Linked DNA regions of Homo sapiens: all the other regions are linked to region 2. The links are chromatin contacts, found by Hi-C or POLR2A ChIA-PET in ENCODE. All regions are on one chromosome and are shown on one strand. The core of a region is the stretch at or near the end of the contact, and the rest is flanking DNA. Distances in the headings are between cores, read along the strand shown.

Evidence for each region. A loop is a pair of places that touch in the nucleus more often than their neighbours do. ChIA-PET counts read pairs that join two places held with the same protein, here RNA polymerase II (POLR2A). Pooled maps may share reads with other maps.
Region 1: a loop to region 2 is called in a pooled map, with 4 times the contacts of the local background. The contact joins the promoter of FLCN here to the promoter of RASD1 in region 2. A Hi-C loop is called at or near these places in 2 of 50 pooled maps. POLR2A ChIA-PET finds 5 or more read pairs at or near these places in 3 of 52 experiments (activated B cell, activated T-cell and endothelial cell of umbilical vein).
Region 3: a pooled map shows a loop between it and region 2 (3-fold over the local background). The contact joins the promoter of SMCR5 here to the promoter of RASD1 in region 2. A Hi-C loop is called at or near these places in 8 of 50 pooled maps. POLR2A ChIA-PET finds 5 or more read pairs at or near these places in 2 of 52 experiments (HEK293 and PC-9).

Annotation. Positions count from the first base shown.
Region 1 is chr17:17,235,001-17,238,658 of GRCh38, reverse strand. It overlaps FLCN (folliculin), which reads left to right and starts at 1,491. Exons shown (of 14, transcript NM_144997.7): 1 at 1,491-1,747. RefSeq lists a silencer at 545-730 and an enhancer at 1,165-1,274.
Region 2 is chr17:17,495,114-17,498,267 of GRCh38, reverse strand. RASD1 (ras related dexamethasone induced 1) reads left to right here and starts at 1,873. Exons shown (of 2, transcript NM_016084.5): 1 at 1,873-2,372; 2 at 2,584-3,154. The coding sequence starts at 2,087. The coding sequence ends at 3,143. RefSeq lists silencers at 1,153-1,382, 1,433-1,562, 1,723-1,942.
Region 3 is chr17:17,777,649-17,781,118 of GRCh38, reverse strand. It overlaps SMCR5 (Smith-Magenis syndrome chromosome region, candidate 5), which reads left to right and starts at 1,590. Exons shown (of 1, transcript NR_024007.1): 1 at 1,590-3,470. The region is part of intron 2 of RAI1 (retinoic acid induced 1); the gene reads right to left. The region is part of intron 1 of LOC124903942 (a long non-coding RNA gene); the gene reads left to right. RefSeq lists enhancers at 1-584, 1,474-2,363.

The DNA of each region.
Region 1 (3,658 bases), core at 242-2,741, 260 kb after region 2:
AAGCAATTCTCCTGCCTCAGCCACCAGAGTAGCTGGGACTACAGGCGTGTGCCACCACGCCCAGCTAATTTTTTTTGTATTCTTAGTAGAGAGGGGGTTTCACCTGTTGGCCAGGATGGTCTCCATCTCTTTACCTCGTAATCCGCCCACCTCGGCCTCCCAAAGTGTTGGGATATTATAGGCGTGAGCCACCGCGCCCGACCAGAACATGGAAATTTAAAGAGAAAAAAATAAGTGACTTCTGATTTCAAAAACACAACCACCCACTTTTCTATTCTATTCCTGGTGAGCACATTCTGGAGACTCTGCGGCAACCATAGCCTCGGCCGCGGCGGAAGGCTCCGGGGCGGCCACACCTCAGGGGGCAGCCACACCTCAGGGGGCAGCGCGCACAGGCGGGTCAGGCTCTGATTCCCATCTCTCTCCGGTCTTCACTGGAAGGACCCACACTACATCACAAACTAATGGCTTTACAATTAACTTCTAAGTAGCTAAATTTAGTAATGGGCGCTCTAGTTTTAAAAAATATTATTCAGGCCGGGCGCGGTGGCTCACGCCTGTAATCCCAGCACTTTGGGAGGCCGAGGCTGGTGGATCACCTGAGGTTAGGAGTTCAAGACCAGCCTGGCCAAAAGGGTGAAAACCCGTCTCTGCAAAAATACAAAAAATTAGCCAGGCGTGGTGGCGGACGCCTGTAGTCCCCAGCTACTCGGGAGGCTGAGGCAGGAGAATCGCTTGAACCCGGGAAGCGGAGGTTGCAGTAAGGCGAGGTCGCGCCACTGGACTCCAGCCTGGGCAACAAGAGCGAAAGCGAAACTCTGTCTCAAAAAAAGAATATTATTCAAAAACTGATTTTCACATTTTTAAAAAAGACCCACTGAGGGAGGAAGACCGAATCCCACACATGCGCGCGCACAGCGGTTCCGAGTTCTGCAACCAACCTCCCACGGGCGCCGCGCCTTCTCCGCGTCACGTGACGGCCGTCTCCCGCACCTTCCATACTCTCAATGTAGGGAGAGGACGGGTTCCATCAGCAATTTAATAAAAACCATTGGTGAAGCAAAAAAAAAAAGCCTGCCAACCTCTTATAACGTTTTTTCTTTATTTTTCTCTTTTATGTGGACAGGAAGCCTTAGGTTGGCTATATTTACCCTCAAATCTCTTTTTAAAATGATTTTTAAGTTTCAGCATACTCCCGCGCTTAATGAAATGGTTTCCCCCAGCATCCCCAGCTGGTGCGGTCTGAACCATTCGGAACTTCCCAGAGGGGGGCACCGGAATAGGGGCGGTGGAAAAGGGTAATTGTCGGGCAGCGGCCCCTGCTTCCCAGTCAGACCTCGGAGTTGTAGGACTCGGACTGTGTTCCTGGGCTTGCGAGAGCTAGGGAGGCCCGGCTCTCCTCGCGGTGCAGGACGCGCTCGGACGGCTCCCGCACCCCCACCGCAGTGTTGGGTGGTGGTACGGCTCAGGGAGTCACGCGCCTGGGTGTCGGCGGGGCTGCGGGACCGCGAGTGAGTGTGGTCGCTCCTGGTTCTGCCAGCTCCCCTGAGAGCCTGAACCCGGGCTTGAGAGCCTCGCCACCCCGGGTGACATCCCTGCCGTGGGCTTGGGGGCTCTGGGTGTGATTCCGCCGGTCCGGGTCCCGCAGCGACCACCTACCCAGCGCAGTCAGGGGCGGGGCTGGGACCCAGAGCGGGACCCCGGCTGCCGAGTCCAGGTGTCCCGCGGGCCTCGATTTGGGGAGCAGGTAGGCGGGGGTCTGAGGGGTTGGCGGAGGGGCATGTCCGAGTTTTCGTTGGTCCCAGGTGGACGAGTAATGGGGGAGGGTTTAGGGCCAGAGTCCAGGGCGTCGCCGAGACCCTGAGATTTGAAGATAGGTTGGGGGCACGCCCATTAACCAAGTCTATGGGGATGAGGACTGTGATCTCATTTGATGTTGCCATGAAACGGGACTGTTTGCCTTCCCTTCTCCCAGGTTTTGTCTTCGCTCTGTTTGGAGGAGAGGGTGTGTGTCATCCTCTTCTCCCAGTTTGGCGTTCAGGAGGGTCCTCTGATGCGCTAATAGGGTAGCACCGTGTCCTCCAGGGAGGGTGGAAGACCGCGCTTCTCTCCAGTTGAGAGTACTGTCAGTCGCGTCCTTGTCTCCTGGAAAGAATGGATTGGCTTGTGGATTGAAGTCCAAGGTGTGGTCACTAGCAGTCTCTTCAAGTGGGGACACAGGGCAAGGAGGAGCTTGCTGGAAGTAGGTTCTGGCTCTCTAGCCTTTGGCCACAGCCAGTTTAGTGCCAGATTATCACCGTGGTCATCAAGTAATTGAGTAATAGTGGCAGGTGACACTGCGTTTGCCCTTCTAGTGTCCTATGTCAGGGAGCTCTGTGAATGGAAATCCAGGGAAACGGTGGAAATAGAGCCACAGTGAGAGTGGATCTGAACTGGCAGTCATCCCCTGCAGAACTTTTCACCCTGGGCTTGTTGGGATCCCAGCTGCTAACTTAATGAGGCTCCCCAGTGGGAGACTAGTTATAGAAGCTGTGTGTCCACTGCTGGTTAAGATCCGTTATAGTGCTTTGTTTATTTAGAGTGCCCTTACTTAGTGGCCTCTTTAATTCTCCACGGTGCTATGAGAACACCATAGGAAGTAGGGTTGAAATAGGGCCAGGGCGCACCACGGGTGGTGGTGAGGTCACTGTCCAGGTCTGGGACTCAGCCATTGTGGGAGGGGGACATGAACAGACACTCTACCACATCAGGGAATTTGAATACTGTCTTTGGATATGTTGATGAAGAGACTGTCAGCCAGGGCATTTCGGCTTCCTATGTGGGTTCTGGAAAGCTTGTTGGAAACAGACTCGTGAGACACACTCAAACCAGTTTGTTTTCTTCAGCAAACACCTGGTAGAGATTGGAATTGAACAGTGAGTGAAGAATGACCTCACGCTGCCCAGAATTCTGATTCCATGTGTAATGCGAATTCTGAGAGGCCTCTGTTTCTCAGCTTTTGGGTGGTATTCAGAGAGGTCTAGTAACACTTGGTGTCACCTGGCTGGTGAGGGCAGGCTCCGGTGACCGCAAAGCTAAGTGCTCTGTAGGGCACCTCCCTCTCTTTCAGGGGCTGCCTGGGCCTCTGGTGCACATGATCCATGGAGTCAGAGTCAGAGCTCTCGTCTGACAAGTGCTTTTGCTTTCTTTCTTTCTTTCTTTCTTTTTTGGAGACAGAATCTCATTCTGTCGCCCAGGCTGGAGTGCAGTGATGCGATCTCGGCTCACTGCCACCTCCGCTTCCAGGCTCAAACGATTCTCCTGCCTCAGCCTCCTGAGTAGCTGGCACTACAGGCACGTGCCACCAGGCCTGGCTAATTTTCGTATTTTGTATTTTTTGAAATGGAGTTTTACTCTTATTGCCCAGGCTGGAGTGCAATGGTGCGATCTCAGCTCACTGCAACCTCCGTCTCCCAGGTTCAAGCAATTCTCCTGCCTCAGATTCCCCAGTAGCTGGGATTACAGGCATGCACCACCACCATGCCTGGCTTTTTTTTTTTTTTTTTTTTTGAAATGGAGTCTTGCTCTGTGGCCCAGGCTGGAGTGCAGTGGTGCGATCAGCTCACTGCAAGCTGTGCCTCCTGGGTTCACGCCATTCTCCTCCCTCGGCCTCCCCAGT
Region 2 (3,154 bases), core at 624-3,123:
CCCGGCTGCCCATGCAGTGCCGCTGTGGGAGGCACAGGAAGGCGGTGCTCAGTCTGAAGGTGGTTCAGGTCCGTACCTTAACTGAGCCCCCCCATGTACCCTCAACTGGCTCCTTTATGCAGTGAACACCCTGCACCACTGCAGCCCTATATCCAGGGCTGCGACTCAGTTCCTTCTCCCCTTCTCCCAGACTCTGGCAGACATACCTCAGATGGGGGCAGGAACCAAGAATGGCGGGGCTCCAGCCCCAGCTAGCCTGTCGGATAACTGCTGCATAAGTGACACCAGGAATCAGAGCCAGGCCAGGGCCACTGATGAGCCCTTGGATGCTCACTGTGTGATGCGTGCATTTGAAATATCTGACAGTAAGAGTGAGGCCTGGGAGAGATGCAGGGACTCTGAGGATGGGGGCCAAGCTGGGCTGAGAAACAAGTTAGTGGTGTCCTGCAGCAGCCCCTACAGCAAGTGCCAGCGTGGGAGGGAGGTGGGTAGGCATGGGGTGGGTGGTATGGCACTCACAGCACTGCCTGCAGACCACCACCTGACAGCTGGGCCGGTGGTGCCAGCTAATGGCTCCCTAGTTTTCTCGTAAGTCAGACGTGGCCAAAGCAAAACACTGAGCACACAGGTTGCCTTGAGGAGCAGTGACTGCCTCAAGAGCTCAGGGCTGAGGAGCTGGCTCCAGACAGCCTGTTGCCAATGTTCAGCAACATCACCCCACTCCTGGTTACTGATCGACCTGGTGTGCTCTTGAGAGTACCCCCACCAGGCCTCATGGGTCAATACTACTGTTATTGTTGCTATTGTTATTACCAGGCCCCGCCCTCCTAAAGCATTTGCATATTTTCATCCTTAATCACAGAACCAGAATCAGTATCTTCCAGAAGAGAAAACTGAGGCCCAGGAGAAAGCAAGAGGCTGTGCTGTGCTCCCAGGGCCTTCCTGGCTCGCTGTGGCTTTGAGCTCCAGGTCTCTCAGCTAGACAATGAGAACGTCGGCCCACGCGCGGCACAGTAAAAGCCCAAAATGCTATGATGGACGGGGTGGGCCGCTGGCTGCAGAGCCCTCCATACCACAGAGCATCTCTGGCTGGGAGAAAGGAGCAGGCTGAGGCCTGCAGCAGAGCGCGGGGTTGGGGACCGCTCCTGTTGGGCCCCAGCAAGGCGCCCTGAGACCCCTGCTCCATCCCTGCCGCTCCCCACCCGCCTGCTCCTAGCCTCTGTTCTAGCTCTGCCCGCGGCGGCCACAGCCTCCCCGAGCCGCCGGCCGGGCCCTCTGCTGCCCTCTGGCGGCCCGAGCGCGCGGTGCCGAGCTCCGCGCCTGAGGCCCTGAAACCCCGCGTCCGCCCGGCGGTCGCCTCCCGGGAACAAGAGCCCGGCTGGGGACCGGAGCGGAAGGGGGCTGGGGCTGGGGCTGTGCTCTGAGGACTGCAATATACGGTCCGCGCAAGCACTCAGCAAACGCTGCTGCGCTTACTGGGTTACTTACTAGATTCCTATTCTCTGGGGAAACTGAGAACCAAAGAAAATAAGTGTACGCGCGCGGGAGGTGCAGGAATGGGGGTCCTTGCCCGAAGTCGCAGAGGGACAGGGGCACCGCCGGGACCAGAACCCCGACGCCCCTGCGGCCGCCGAGCCCGCGGCAGTGGAAAAGCGGAGTCCGAGCGCCTCCAGCCTCAGCCCGACCCTGGACTGCTCCCCCCAGCCCCCGCGCCCAGAGAGCAGGAGCCCGGCAGCGGGTGACGAGGTCGCCGGGACTGGGAGCCGGTGCGGGGGAGGCGGGCCCCGCGGGGCGTGACGCACCGAGCTGGGAGGGCCGGGGCGGGGCAGCCGAGCAGGCTGCATATAAGGGCGGCGGCCGGGCGCCAAAGCCAGAGCAAGCGGCCTGTGCCCAGATCCTGGGAGAACCCCAGCCGAGCCCAGCCTAGCCCGAGCCCAGCCCGAGCGGAGCCGGAGCCCCAAGCCCGAGCCGCGCCCAGCCCGAGCAGAGCCCTCCAGCCGCTCACCCCGCGTGCCACCCCAGCGACCCTCAGCCGCTCTCTGCCCTTCTCTCGGCCCCGCGCCCGCCCTCGCGGCCCCTCTGCCCAATGAAACTGGCCGCGATGATCAAGAAGATGTGCCCGAGCGACTCGGAGCTGAGTATCCCGGCCAAGAACTGCTATCGCATGGTCATCCTCGGCTCGTCCAAGGTGGGCAAGACGGCCATCGTGTCGCGCTTCCTCACCGGCCGCTTCGAGGACGCCTACACGCCTACCATCGAGGACTTCCACCGCAAGTTCTACTCCATCCGCGGCGAGGTCTACCAGCTCGACATCCTCGACACGTCCGGCAACCACCCGTTCCCCGCCATGCGGCGCCTCTCCATCCTCACAGGTGAGCCGGGGGCCGGGCAGGTGCGGGAGGGAAGGGCGGGGAACCCTCGGCCAGGGCGCCCCGCGAGCGCCGGTCCGGCTGCCGCGCGCCGAGTAGTGCGCTTCGCGCTTAGAGAGGCTAGCGCGCCCCGCGCGGCCTCAAAGTCAGCCCGACTTGTCCCCTGGGCGGCCACCCTCACCTTCTCCTTTTCTGCTCTCTGTGCCCCCTCTAGGAGACGTTTTCATCCTGGTGTTCAGTCTGGACAACCGCGACTCCTTCGAGGAGGTGCAGCGGCTCAGGCAGCAGATCCTCGACACCAAGTCTTGCCTCAAGAACAAAACCAAGGAGAACGTGGACGTGCCCCTGGTCATCTGCGGCAACAAGGGTGACCGCGACTTCTACCGCGAGGTGGACCAGCGCGAGATCGAGCAGCTGGTGGGCGACGACCCCCAGCGCTGCGCCTACTTCGAGATCTCGGCCAAGAAGAACAGCAGCCTGGACCAGATGTTCCGCGCGCTCTTCGCCATGGCCAAGCTGCCCAGCGAGATGAGCCCAGACCTGCACCGCAAGGTCTCGGTGCAGTACTGCGACGTGCTGCACAAGAAGGCGCTGCGGAACAAGAAGCTGCTGCGGGCCGGCAGCGGCGGCGGCGGCGGCGACCCGGGCGACGCCTTTGGCATCGTGGCACCCTTCGCGCGCCGGCCCAGCGTACACAGCGACCTCATGTACATCCGCGAGAAGGCCAGCGCCGGCAGCCAGGCCAAGGACAAGGAGCGCTGCGTCATCAGCTAGGAGCCCCGCCG
Region 3 (3,470 bases), core at 341-2,840, 280 kb before region 2:
GGTTTAGCTAGTCTGGAGGAGACAGGCCTCAAGGGCTGGGCCCCTTCCCCAAGAGGGCAGCCTCTGGTGGGGGGTGGAGATTCCAGCAGAGAGGTAAGAAGCCTGGCAGGTTCCTAGCTCCTGGGAGGGGAGGGGGTGAGGATGCCTGTGGAATACAGATTAAAGACAGCGCTGACTCTGAGTGCTGGGCCCGGGACACTCCTGGGCCTGCCCAGAAAGCAAGGCTGGCCCAGAAGGGGAGAGACAGGGACACAGCCTCCTAAGCAAATGCAGAGCCTAGCATTACAGAGTGGGGGTTCTCAAGGGGCTTCTCCCCCAGCCAGCTAGACACTGGGCATGGACTTCCCTCATATCTGGAAAGGTCTTGATAAGGCTCAGACTGCTGGAGCCGTGTAACTGCAGCACCCTCAAAGGCTGATGCCGTCTGACCCCCTCCTGTGTCCAAGGTGCCTCAATAGATTTTACTTCTCTCAAACTGCCCTTCTGGGAGGTGACATCACCTGTCATTTCACAGACATGCAAACTGAGCTCCAGAGAAGAGAAGGGGGTATTCCAAACTCCAGCCTCTGGGGGCCCTCCCTGGTCCCCCTGTCCTAGGCCCTGAGGGGTGGGACCTCAATCGGGGAGATGCCCGTGGGGCTTTGGTGAATACAGGATACAGGCACCCAGGGGTGAAAGACATGGGCGAGGAGGTCCTGGTTCCCCCTGAAAATTTCAGAAAACTGGTTTTCTTGGGAGAAAAAAAGGGTGGGTGGCCGGGTGCGATGCCTCACGCCTGTAATCCTAGCACTTTGGGAGGCCAAGGTGGGTGGATCACTTGAAGTCAGGAGTTTGAGACCAGCCTGGCAAACATGTTGAAACCCCGTCTCTACTAAAAATATAAAAATTAACTTGACATGGTAGCATGCGCCTGTAATTCCAGCTACTCGGGAGGCTGAGGCATGAGAATTGCTTGAACCTGGGAGGCGGAGGTTGCAGTGAGCCAAGATTGCGCCATTGCACTCCAGCCTGGGGACAAGAGTAAAACTCTTGTCTTAAAAAAAAGCCTGGGTGGAGTGGCTCACTCCTGTAATCCGAGCACTTTGGGAGGCCGAGGCAGGCGGATCATGAGGTCAGGAGATCGAGACCATCCTGGCTAACACGGTGAAACCCCGTCTCTACTAAAAATACAAAAAATTAGCCGGGCGAGGTGGCGGGTGCCTGCAGTCCCAGCTATGCAGGAGGCTGAGGCAGGAGAATGGCGTGAACCCCGGGGGGCGGAGCCTGCAGTGAGCCAAGATCGCGCCACTGCACTCCAGCCTGGGCAAGGGCGAGACTCCGTCTATTAAAAAAAAAAAAAAAAAAAAAGGGTGGGGAGGGGACTAGAGAGAAGTCCCAGGGCCTACCATCACTGATTTCCCGCTACCCACTTGGCCAGGCTACCTACTAAGGGTTTCCATGTGGGGATTTGGCTCCTGGGGCTGCAGAATTATGATAATGAGGCCTAAGTCCACATGGGTCTTGTTCCTTCATCTGTAGACCAAATACAAACCCTATGTAGCCATGTGCCACACTCTTCAACTGTGTGTAGCTACTGTTGTGCTGAAAAAAATTCACTCAGGGCCTAAGAGCTTTGGGCAGTTAAATCCCCCTCCCCGACAACAGACTAACAGGTCCCATTTTGATATCAAGGGCTGGGGTTTCAAGACAGGGAACTGTGGGGCCCACGCTGTCCTGGCCTCCCTGGAGGCCTGGCTGCTCTCATGCCAGGAAGGGAGCTTCCATTTACTACGGGCCTAGGATGGCCGCCCCGCTGCCCCCAGCGCTCCCTGGGTGGGTGCGGATCCTGGCCAGTCCCCCAGACACGCAGTCTGCTGACCAGAAGCAGCGACCTTCGGGGAGAGCCAGCCACCAGCCAGCCACTGCTCCAGAGGCAGGCCTGGGGCCACCCGGGAGGCTTTCCTCACCACGGAAAATATTTGCCTTTGGTTGTCGGCTGATGCCTTGTCTTGTGTCTGAATGGACAACTGGCTGATTTCTCTCTCTTTGGAACAGCCATGAAATGCGAAGGTGTTTAAGAGTAAAAACCAGGCGAGGGCAACTGGGCCTGGCGTCCAGCTGTTTTGAACAACACTCTTGTTTTTCTCCCAGAGTGAACAGAATACTTTCTGCGGTTCAGAATACTCTGTGCACTGGCCCCTCTTCCCAGGCCCCGCCCCAGCCCCCTCAGGCCTCACCTCCAGCTGCTGCAGACCATTCCAGAACTCCCTCCCTCTTGGCTTCTAGTCACTCAGCATCTGGGGGAGAGAGCCTCTTCCAGCTGTACATAGCTAGCTTGGCCTGGCCCCAGAACTGCTGTGTTCTGGAAAGTTGTAGGAGAATCCCTCTTGGCGGGCTCTCCAGCATGGAGAATCGCAGGCCTCTGCTCCGGAAAGGGAGGCTTTTGAGAGGTCAGATTCACCACAGCCAGACCAATGAACTGTGAGGGCTCATAGGGGCTGGGGCTCCGGTTTCAGGGGTGAGAGGAGCCACCATCTGCCCCCATGCCCACTCTGATTGTAAATGGCTAGACTCTGGTGCCGGGGTCAGCTCTGGATTCATATCCCAGCTCCTGCATATGTATATGCTGGGTGACCTTGGGCAGTTTACTTAACCTCTCTGTGCTTTGTGTGCCTAAGCTGCAAGATACTCTAAATTAAACAGCAAACTTTCAGTGCTGTTGTGGGACGAAATGGGATAATGTGCTTGGTAGCTGGCAGGGGCTCAATAAAAGGTAGCAACTTCCAGGGCCACCAGTTCATGGGGAGCCAGGTCCAAGTCTTGTACTTTCTATGCCTCCCAGGGAGCCACGTATGTCTGCGACAGAGCTGGGGAGGACATTCTGGGGCTGAGGGTTGAGGTCTGCCCATAGAGCAGCGGCCTGTACCTGCAGGCAGGTAGAGTATCATCCTGGCTGAGTCTCAGTGCTCCTCAAACATTAAAGTGTACATCCTGGTGAGACGCAGATTTTGATGCAGCGGGTCAGGTGGGACAGGGGTTCTGCAGCTGTAAGGAACTCCCAGGTCAAGCCAGTGTGGCAGGTCTGTGACCGCAGCTGGTACGGCAAGATCTCAGCCCTGGAAGACTCTGGGTTCTGCTGAGGCTGGGCTCAGAGAGAGAATACAAGTTTTGTCCTGTCCAAGGAGCACCCTCCAGGATTTCAGGACAAGGCTCTGGCTCTGTGTCCCCAAGCCCTCAGTCTCAGAGCTTGGGTCCTGCAGTGGCCTGGGCAACCCTCCGGACTCTCCATTCAGCATTTGTTCCTGACAGCAGTGCACGGATAAAGAGCAGTTTCATGCTGCTGAACTTGCAATCACTTCAAGGCCTGGGCCCCTCTGGGCCTCAGTTTCCCCACTGGCACAGTGGGAAGCTGGGATAAGCTAATCCCACCCTTTCCCCTTGGTAATTCCCCACATTGCTCTTCCCTTCCCTTCATCCCTTCCCAAAACACA